2 separate regions of the Homo sapiens genome follow, and region 1 is linked to region 2. The links are chromatin loops, found by intact Hi-C in ENCODE. Cell type or tissue: PC-3. All regions are shown on one strand. Each heading gives the region's core, and the rest is flanking DNA. Links, peaks and the distances in the headings are about the cores only.

Region 1 (5,379 bases), core at 110-5,109, 70 kb before region 2:
CCAAAGTGCTGGGATTACAGGCGTGAGCCACTGTGCCTGGCCAAGGAGCTCTTATTGTCATCTCTGCACTGTGCTTGACCCCAGAGCCAGGACTAGGCTGGGGCCAATGAGGCATTGAGCAGACAAAGTTTAAGGAGAAACTCACTTGCACAACCCTGAGAGTGAGTGCCACCTGGCATTGTCTGCCCTCCACCCCCTCCTGGCCCTTCCAGGCACAGAGGAAACAAAGATTTTTTTTTAAGCCACTTTCTTCCTCAAGACACCCACAGGTTAAGAGGTCAGAAACAGGGCATACCACACTGGCCTTTGGCACCTCAATTGCTCACTTCACAAGAGCACAAAATGTCCCCTAAGAAGAGCAGCTGAGTATAATGGAAAAAGTTAAGTGTCCTCTTCTGACCTTTGATGATTCAAAAGTTTAGAGTCATTTTTAACACTATTCAAAGGAAATGTGACACTCATATAAACTTGATGCTACATGTCATTGAATCACAGCTCTAAAGAAACCTACAGGCCGGGTGCGGTGGCTCACACCTGTAATCCCCGCACTTTGGGAGGCCGAGGCAGGTGGATCACGAGGTCAAGAGATCGACATGGTGAAACCCCCTCTCTACTAAAAATACAAAAAATTAGCCGGGCATGGTGGTGGGCACCTGTAGTCCCAGCTACTTGGGAGGCTGAGGCAGGAGAATCATTTGAACCCGAGAGGTGGAGGTTGCAGTGAGCCAAGACTGTGCCACTGTACTCCAGCCTGTGTGACAGAGCGAGACTCTGTCTCAAAAAAAAAAAAAAAAGAAAAAAAAAAGAAACCTTCACCACCTGTTGCTCTATTGAAATGTTTGTACAGTTTTCTCACATTCCATGAAACATTCCATGTTTCCCAGGCACAAGGTAACTGCCTCTTTCACCCATTTTTTTCCCTCTCTTTCTGTTTTTGGTTTGTTTTTTGTTGTTGTTGTTGTTTGGTTTTTTTTGAGACAAGATCTCACTCTGTCACCCAGGCTGGAGTGCAATAGTGCAATCTCAGCTCACTGCAGCCTCAGCCTCCGGGGGTCAATCGATTCTCCCACCTCAGCCTCCCAAGTAGCCGGGACAACAGGCATGCACAACCATGCCCAGCTAATTTTGTTATCGGAAAGGGGTCCCAATCCAGACCCCAAGAGAGGGTTCCTGGATCTCATACAAGAAAGAATTCAAGGCAAATCCATAGAGGAAAGTGAAAGCCAGTTTACTAAGGGAGTAAAAGAATGGCTACTCCATAGGCAGAAAAGCCCCAAGAGCTGCTGGCTGCCCATTTTTATGGTTATTTCTTGATGATATGCTAAACAAGGGGTGGATTATTCATGCCTCCCCTTTTTAGGCCATATAGGGTAACTTCCTGATGTTGCCATGGCATTTGTAAACTGTCATGGTGCTGGTGGGAGTGTAGCAGTGAGGACGACCAGAGGTCACTCTCATCACCATCTTGGTTTTGGTGGGTTTTAGCTGGCTTCTTTACTGCAAACTGTTTTATCAGCAAGGTCTTTGTGACCTGTATCTTGTTCTGACCTCTATCTCATCCTGTGATTTAGAAGGTCTAACTGTCTGGGAATGCAGCCCAGTAGGTCTCAGCCTTATTTTACACAGCCCCTATTCAAGATGGAGTTGCTCTAGTTCAACTGCCTCTGACAATTTTATTTTTTGTAGATACAAGGTCTCACTATGTTGCCCAGGCTGGTCTCGAACTCCTAGACTCAAGTGATTCTCCTGCCTTGGCCTCCCAAAGTGCTGGGATTACAGGCATGAGTCACCGCACTCAGCCTCTCTCTGTCTTTATTTACCATTTTAGTCAGCTGGAGCACTTGTTAAAAGACTCTTATAAATCTCTTTTTCCTCTGACTTCCATTCATAATACAGAGCTGAGCCGCTCACCATCCCATAGGTTGTCCAGAATGTCTCTTCCCTGGCTTCCACTGCCTCTGTTGAGTGTCCATGGGGTCCTGTGGATCCTGTGGTGCAAAGGCTGAGACCTCAGCCCTAAAGCAGAGCCCAGAACAGGAGACCACCACCAAGGCCTCTTGCTTGGATTTTTGGTTTCTTTTGGTGAAAACTTCACTCACTGTTCTCACTCACCCTGCCAGTGGGAAAATAAACCCATACGAAAATGGTCTTGGGACTGGGAGCCCTGCTAAACCCTTGTTCAGGTTAAACTCCCTTAAGTAACAGAGAACAGACCTGACTGAGCTTGATCTCCTAGGATATTTCTCTGTGCTGAGAGCCTAACCAGGAAAAACGTTAAACAGATCACTTAGCTGATGGCAAATATATGTGACCAATTCTCAGCCTCAGCCACAGAAGGGACTTGATGGGTGGGACCTTGGCACCACCCCTTCCCCCACTGCCCCCACTGCCTTGGTCTAAATCTGCATCTCGTAGAATTCTTTGCACAACAGCAGACCTATTGTGAGGACTTTCCTTCTCCCTAACCCCATCCCCCTATCAAGTAAGATGTTTACTTCCAGTACTAGAAGGGGGCGGGCATGCAGGCAGAAATAGAAGGAATTCTAACCATAGCTAACCAAAGTCAGATTTCCAGGCCACTCCACTCACCGGGGTCTGCTTTAACCTCTGGGAACAAAGTAAACAAAAAGCTGGATTGTTGCATCCTGCTCTGAAGGTTAAAGTTTTGATTCAAGGTTAAAGTTTTGATATCTTCTGTGCCTCACAGCCTTTTGTTTCACTCTGATGCTATTATTTACTCATCCTTTTGCACAGGAGGTCACTTTGCATAGACGAGAAGAACTTGAGGCTGAGCCTCTACCTATGGTCTGTTGGAACCTAAGGAAGCCAGTTCATTTCTCCCAATCTCAATGCCCTCATCTGTAAAAGTAGGGAAATTATACTGGGCTTGCTGGGTTGGTTTGTGTGTGTATGTGTGAACTATAAATACTTGAAAACGACTACCCCTTTCAGAAAGGGTTACTATTGCTATTACTGTTATCTGTGCCTTTATGTATGTATAACTGATCTGTCTCCTCTACTAGGCTATGCATTTGAGAGCAAGAATTGTGTCTGTATTGCTAACAGCAATTCCAGCGCCTAACAAAGAGGAGGTGCTGTGGAGGCCAAAGCAACTCCAACTTGGATGCTAATCCATCACTTTAACTTCTGATTAACCCTTGTTCTAGGAAGTCCTCTAAGATTTCCAGTTTATTTGATGTTTCTTGTGTGAGAGTAGGTACCTACTGTAAATCCTGCCCTGAGGTCAAAACAACCTTGATGTTATAGGACTTCAATTGTTCTACACAAACATTCTGAATCACATATACCCTTTCCCAGTATTATATAAGCCCTGGTCATGAGAATAAATGGTGCAGGATCCACCATCTTGCCTCACTGCTGCCTGAGACACAGACATGGCTTCTGTTTGTAAGTCCCTATTAAGTGTATATTTCTGAGGAACTGGATATGTCAGCCTTTTTCTTCAGCCTCTCAGCTTCCTTGGATTTTTGGGGGTAGGTTTGCTGAGGCCTGGCCCCCATGGAACAGGTGCTCCATCAAGGAGTAAGTGCTGAGCATTTAGATTCAGGTGAGGGGCAGCAGCCACCAGGAAAGAAGAGTCTATGCATAATTACCTGCCCTACTTCCTGAGTCAGGGGTTCTCAAATTCTTTGTGTTCAGGACACATTTGAAGAGCCGGCACATTCAGACAACAGTGACTCAGCAATCATTGCAACTTAATCCCTACTACTGAAGAACAACATCTCATAATGTCTACAAAAGCAACCACTATGACCCCACCATTTACTGGGATGCGCTTCAGCACTACAGTTAGAAGGTGGAACGCTGACTGCCCGAATGTCCTTCCTCTAATATACACAAGAAGATTTCTCACCTGTCTAGTTAACCACTATATTTCTTGGTCCCTGGCTTGACAACATACCTCTTACCTCCTCACAGCACTACATAGTGTGTTGGCATGCAGTCATGTTTCAGGCAGGCACTTCAAATTTGCCCTTGGAATTCCAGGATTTTGCTTTTGCAGTTTCTAATTGTCAACAATCCTGAAGGCCCTTGACATGTGGTCATTTGTAATTTTGCTGAGATGTAATTTTTTTTTTTTTTTTGAGACAGAGTCTCGCTCTGTCGTCCAGGCTGGAGTGCAGTGGCATGATCTCAGCTCACTGCAATCTCCGCCTCCCGGGTTCAAGCAATTCTCCTGCCTCAGCCTCCTGAGTAGCTGAGATTACAGGCACATGCCACCACGCCCAGCTAATTTTTGTATTTTTAGTACAGATGAGGTTTCACCATGTTGGTAAGGCTGGTCTCGAACTCCTAACATCATGATCCACCCACCTTGGCCTCCCAAAGTGCTGGGATTACAAGCATGAGCCACTGTACCCGGCCTGAGATGTCAATTTTTAAAAATTAGTTTATAAGTAATACATAAGTATATGTATATTCCAAAATGTCTATACAATAAAAAAATATGGAAGAAAACCTGTGGAAGTTTTCCTTATTGGTACCAGTCACAGTAGGCCATGTTATACTACAGTAATAAATGTCTCCAAACCTCAGTAACTTTATTCATTTATTTATTTATTTGTCCTGTATTGCGCAGGCTGGTCTTAAACTTCTGGCCTTAATCAATCCTCCTACCTCAGCCTCCCAAAGTGCTGCGATTACAGGTGTGAGATTTTTTTCTTGTTCGCACTACATGTTTTTCTATTTTTATTTTTCTTTTTAAAAATTATTTATTTATTTATTTTGAGACAGCGTCTGGCTCTTTCGCCTAAGCTGGAGTGCAGTGGAGCGATCTTGGCTCACTGCAAACTCTGCCTCTTGGGTTCAAGCAATTCTCCTACCTCAGCATCCCGAGTAGCTGGGATTACAGGTGCACACCACCACGCCCAGCAAATTTTTGTATTTTAGTAGAGACAGGGTTTCACCATGTTGGCAGGGCTGATCTCAAACTCCTGACCTCAGGTGACCTGCCTACCTCTGCCTCCCAAAGTGCTGGGATTACAGGCATTAGCCACTGCACCCAGCCTTTATTAATTTTTTATTTTTTATTTGAGATGGAGTCTTGTTCTATTGCTCAGGCTGGAGTGCAGTGGCACAATCTCAGCTCACTGCAACCTCCGCCTCCCAGGTTCAAGCGATCCTCCCACCTCAGCCTCACAAGTAGCTGGGGTTACAGGCACGTGCCACCATACCTAGCTAATTTTTGTACTTTTAGTAGATACAGGGTTTCACCATGTTGGCCAGGCTGGTCTCAAACTCCTGACCTCAAGTGATCTGCCCACCTTGGCCTCCTACAGTGCTGGGATTACAGGCCTGAGCCACGGCGCCTGGCCATGCATGTTTTTCATGAGTCCACCACAGCTCTGCTTTTTACCA
Region 2 (5,379 bases), core at 311-5,310:
CATCTGTAGCACATCCTTCTTCTGACATGCTCTTCCTAGAGGAGCCAGCCTCGTGGCATGAGCCGTGCAGGAGGGAGGTCTACTCTATGCTAGAGAAGAAACTGGTCAGAGCCCTCCAGAGCTAGTCCTGATGATAAAGGGGAAGATAATATAGCTTAAGGATTCTTTTCTGAATTAAGCATGTCTGTCTTTCATGAATATTTTCTTGTTTGAAATTAAGAGGTCAAGGAAGTTAGCTGTGATCAATGTTCCCTGTTCCAAGTAGTACCTACCTATTCTTTACCAGAACAATAAGCCTCGTGACTCAGTAAGTCAACCCTAAGGGTGGAAGGCAACTGAGGAACCAATTAAGACAGAAATTAGAATGGATCAGTTTAATACTTAAAAATATTATCTGTTAACTTATATATTAAAAGATATCTGAAATGATATTAACCAAATTTTCATCATGGTTACTTTTGGATTCAGGCAATTTTGGTGTATTACTTAATTCTTTGTACTTTTGGTTGCTGCTTGAATTTTTTTAAAAAAATAAGAACTAGGCTAGCAAAAATGTCCTTAACAATTTGGTTTGAATCTTTTTTCTATGCAACTCCTTCTCCCCCCACCCCCAAATCAACAACTAGAAGGCAGGTATGGGGACTTGATCCTGTAGTCCCAGCCACTCAGGAGGCTGAGGCTGAAGGATCACTTGAGCCCAGGAATTCAAGACCAGCCAGAGCAACATAATGAGACCCCATCTCTAACTTTTTTTTTAAAAAAAGAACTAGCATAATACAAACTCTCCATGATTCTACATTCACTCATTCATTAATTTATTGGGCAACTATCTACTGTGCTCCAGGTCATCTGTTAGGTATTAAGGATTCAGAAATAAATGAATGTCATATTTGCCTTTTAGGAAACCACAATTTAGCAGAGAATACTAAGCACACAACTCTAACACATTCTGGCAAGTATGATTTGTGAACCCCAAATATCTAAGACAGGTCTCAGTCAATTTAGGAAGTTTATTTTGCCAAAGTTAAGGAGGGTGCCCATGACATAGCCTCAGGAAGTCCTGACTACATGTGTCCAAGGTGGCGGGGGTACAGCTTGGTTTTCTGCATTTTAGGAAGACATGAGATCAATATATGTAAGATGCACATCAGTTCCATCCAGAAAGGCGGGACAACTCCAAGCAGGGAGGGGGCTTCCAGGTCATAGGTAAGAGACGAACAGTTGCATTCTTTCAAGTTGCTGATTAGCCTTTCCAAGGGAGGCAACCAGATACGCATTTATCTCAGTGAGCAGAGGTGTGACTGAGTTCTCTCTGTCCTTTCTCTTCAAGGAAATTCCTTGTGAGAGAGGTATGTAGCTTTTAAAAAATCTTAGTAGCTATCTTTTTTAGGAATAGAATGGAGGGTAGGTTTGTCCTAAGCAGTTCCCAGCTTGACTTTTCCCTTTGGCTTAGTGATTTTGGGGTTCCAATATTTATTTTCCTTTCACAGATTACATGATTTTATGACTTTACCTGTCGTGAAGTATTGCCTCAATTTCACAACATACCTTTCTTAAGCATCCACATGTGAGCCAGGCCCTAGGCTAGGCCCTGCAGACAGAAACACACCAGGGCACTGGCAGGGCTCTCAAGCCAGCATGACAAACTTCCCCCAAAGACCGCAGGACAGAGTTTACGAGTTTCACCTTCCACCTCCACCCAGTTGGTCCACCTGCAGGAAGTGAAGCCGTTCTAAAAAGTCAGAAGTGACAGATTCTGTGTCATAGGACAAAGAAAATGCAGGTGACAGGATAGGCAGTTGCATAAAGCTTGGCTGGGTGTTACCAGAAAGGTGTCCCCATCCAGACCCCAAGAGAGGGTTCTTGGACCTCAGGCAAGAAAGAATTCAGAGAAAGTCCATAAAATGAAAGCAAGTTTACTAAGAAAGTAAAGAAATAGGCCAGGCGAGGTAGTTCACGCCTATAATCCCAGCACTTTGGGAGGCCGAGGCGGTTGGATCACCTGAGGTCAGGAGTTCCAGACCAGCCTGGCCAACATGGTGAAACCCCGTCTCTACTAAAAATACAACAATTAGCTGGGTGTGGTGGCATGTGCCTGTAATCCCAGCTACTCAAGAGGCTGAGGTAGGAGAATCGCTTGAACCCAGGAGGTGGAGGTTGCAGTGAGCCGAGATCGCACCACTGCACTCAGCCTGGAAGACAGAGTGAGACTCCATCTCAAAAAAAAAAAAAAAAAAAAAAGAAAAAGAAAAAGAAAAAAGAAAGAAAAAAAAGTAAAGGAATAAAAGAAAGGCTACTCCACAGGCAGAGCAGCAGCATGGGCTGTTCAACGGAGTATATTTAAAGTTATTTCTTGATTATATGCTAAACAAAGGATGGATTATTCTTGTGTTTTCTTGAAAAGAGGCAGAGATTTCCTGGAACTGAGGATCCCTCCCCTTTTTATATAGAGTAGTTTTCAAATGTTGCCATGGCATTTGTAAACTGTCAAGGTGCCAGTGGGAGCGTCTTTTAGCATGCTAATGCATTATAAATTAGCGTATAATGAGCAGTGAGGACGACCAGAGGTCACTTTCGTTACCATCTTAGTTTTGGTGGGTTTTGGCCGGCTTCTTTACCACAATGTGTTTTATCAGCAGGGTCTTTGTGACCTGTGTCTTTTTTTTTTTTCTTTTCTTTTTTTTGAGATGGAGTTTCGTTCTGTTGCCCAGGCTGGAGAGCAATGGTGCAATCTCGGCTCACTGCAACCTCCACCTCCAGAGTTTAAGTGATTCTCCTGCCTCAGCCTCCCGAGTAGCTGGGATTACAGGTGTGTGCCACCACACCCGGCCAATTTTTGTATTTTTAGTAGAGACGGAGTTTCACCATGTTGGCCAGGCTGCTATCGAACTCCTGACCTCAAGTGATCTGCACCCCCCCTCAGCCTCCCAAAGTGCTGAGATTACAGGTGTGAGCCACAGCGTCCGGCCTGTGACTTGTATCTTGTGACCTCCTATCTCATCCTGTGACTAAGAATGCCTAACCTCCTGGGATTGCAGTCCAGCAGGTCTCAGCCTTATTTTACCCAGCCCCTATTCAAGATGGAGTCATTCTGGTTTAAATGCCTCTGACAATGGCTCTCCAGCCACAAAGGAGGAAGTGATTAAAGCATGGAGTCAGAGTTTTTCTGCACTGTTCCACACAGGAGGGCTCTCTTCAAACACAGTTTCCACGTTGAGCTGACTCACTGGCTTCCTCCTCCTACAGTGTCATAGTTACCTCTTTTCCAACTGCACTGCTGAGCAAGTGCAGAGATTGCTTGTTTCAAGGTAGATTGTTGAAAACTTCTTTCGTTTCTCATTTCTATTTCTAGGCATGTCACTGACTTGCTGAGTCATATTTGGCAAGCTCAGGATCTCTTTTTTCCTTGTTTTTCCATCTGGATAATATGATTTATAAAAAGCTCTAAGGCATTTTATTTGGAAAAAGGCATAAACATATAAAAATGATAGTGTTGTTTACCAAAAGACTTTTATCCATACATAGTTCAATTAAAACATCTGGCCAGGGATGGTGGCTCCCGCCTGTAATCCCAACACTGTGGGAGGCCAGGGCAGGAAGATTGCTTGAATCTAGGAGTTTGAGACCATCCTGGGCAAAATGGCAAACCCCTGTCTCCACAAAAAAATTACAAAATTAGCTGGGCATGGTGGTGCACAGCTATACTCTCAGCTACTCAGGAGGCTGAGGTGGGAGGCTCACCTGAGCTGGGGAGGTCAAGGCTGCAGTGAGTGTGATTGCACCACTGCACTCCAGCCTGGGCTACAGAACAAGACCTTGTCTGAAAAAAAAAAAATTGTCTCATCATAATAAAATATTTTTGTCTAATTTGTTCTTTACTGAGTGTGAAAGCTCCTGGAAAACAGGTAAAATTTGTTTCTCTATTTCTATTCCCAACACTCCGCATGGTATAATATAACGAAACTAGATATTCTCCAACTGGTCCTTGAGCCCAAGGGGAAATGCATGCGTGCTGGCAAACAGCTTAGAAATGTCATGAAGTTTTGTGGGTGCATTGGGGCATCTTTTGAGTTTCAAGTCTATATCTCTCCTCTGATTTCCCAAAGGTGTGATCCAAAAAAATTGTTAAAAACCATAAAAGAGGTCCTTAGTACATAAATTGTCAATTCCTGGCCATTCCTCGGAGGTACTGGCATTCTGGAGGCATCTACACAATTTCATAACAATTGTATTGTCCATGTAATACCAACTTCAAAGAGAAGAAATACAAAGAAAATGAAAAGCTGAACACTGTGATCATCTTGCTGACATTGAAGTAGGAGAGAGGCAAGAGATAAGAAAATTATCACTTAATATTAACATTATGCCCCTTAGCCAAATGGCAATATGGCTAGGTTATTTATTTTAATTTAATAACAATCAAGCTATTGTAAAACCCTCAATACACTATCTTGCAAAGAGAAGATACTGAATAAATATTTGATGGTAATACAAAGGAAGCAAGATGAAATAAAAATAAGATACTGTAAAGATGTTATCATAAAGACTTCACCAGAACTTTTTTCATAAATATTTTAAGAATATTTTTGGACTTAGGTTATAAATATGACTTCCAAATTGATAATCTTATAAATTTTTAAAATAAAATATATGGAACAGAGCAACAGAAAGTATATCAACTTTGCTACTTTTATGTAACTTTATTTGTAGCTTTTAAAATAATCCACTTCTTCCCATTAAACAAAAAGTGCCTTGAGATTGGATCCAAGTTTTGTTTTTTTCTTCTAACTTCCAACATTTCATATTGAGCACAGGACTTCAGGACTTCATTTTCATTGGTGCTTCAGAAACATCACTTACTGGTAAAGATAAATGAGAAGTATTCAGTTATGAATAAGTTGTCAGAGATGTCTCTCATGTGTGAGATGGTTCCATTTCCCAAGGATTTCTCTCATTTCTGTAGTAGCGTGTATGACAGCCCATATGGAGTCTACAACTAGAATCCAGACTGTGTATGCAATACGGAGATAGATGTCCCACACCTACTTCCTGGTTTTGGAACATGAGGAAATCACTCAATTGGACTGTAAAAATTTAAATCTGTATTTGTTTAATCATGCAGAATATTTATTTTTAATCTTATTATTTAAAAAATAAAACAGATACAAAAGGCCAGGCACGGTGGCTCATGCCTGTAATCCCAGCACTTTGGGAGGCTGAGGTGGGTGGATCACCTGAGGTCAGGAGTTCAAGACCAGCCTGGGCAACATGGTGAAACCCCGTCTCTACTAAAAATACAAAAATTAGCTGGGCGTGGTGGCGCGTGCCTGTAATCCCAGCTATTCAGGAGGCTGAGGCAGGAGAATTGCTTGAGCCCGG

What was found. Peaks named below come from ENCODE experiments on the same cell type or tissue, not always from the same donor. Only the 100,000 strongest peaks of a DNase experiment are listed, where the experiment ranks them.
Region 1: it touches region 2 in a loop (4-fold over the local background); 1 of 110 quality-filtered maps calls a loop at or near these places.

Annotation. Positions count from the first base shown.
Region 1 is chr14:71,218,250-71,223,628 of GRCh38, forward strand. All of the region lies in intron 1 of LOC105370706, which reads right to left. Among named protein-coding and RNA genes, the nearest start is that of SIPA1L1, 100 kb to the right of the region's middle. In PC-3, for the core only: a CTCF peak has its summit at 3,139; a DNase peak (open chromatin) is centred at 3,672; H3K27ac peaks cover 694 bases.
Region 2 is chr14:71,288,044-71,293,422 of GRCh38, forward strand. It overlaps SIPA1L1-AS1 (SIPA1L1 antisense RNA 1), which reads right to left. Exons shown (of 4, transcript NR_184180.1): 4 at 4,681-4,859. The region is part of intron 1 of LOC107984654 (a long non-coding RNA gene); the gene reads left to right. Among named protein-coding and RNA genes, the nearest start is that of SIPA1L1, 30 kb to the right of the region's middle. RefSeq lists an enhancer at 3,029-3,323. In PC-3, for the core only: no CTCF peak of the experiment used is centred there; DNase peaks (open chromatin) are centred at 1,678 and 3,158; H3K27ac peaks cover 3,907 bases.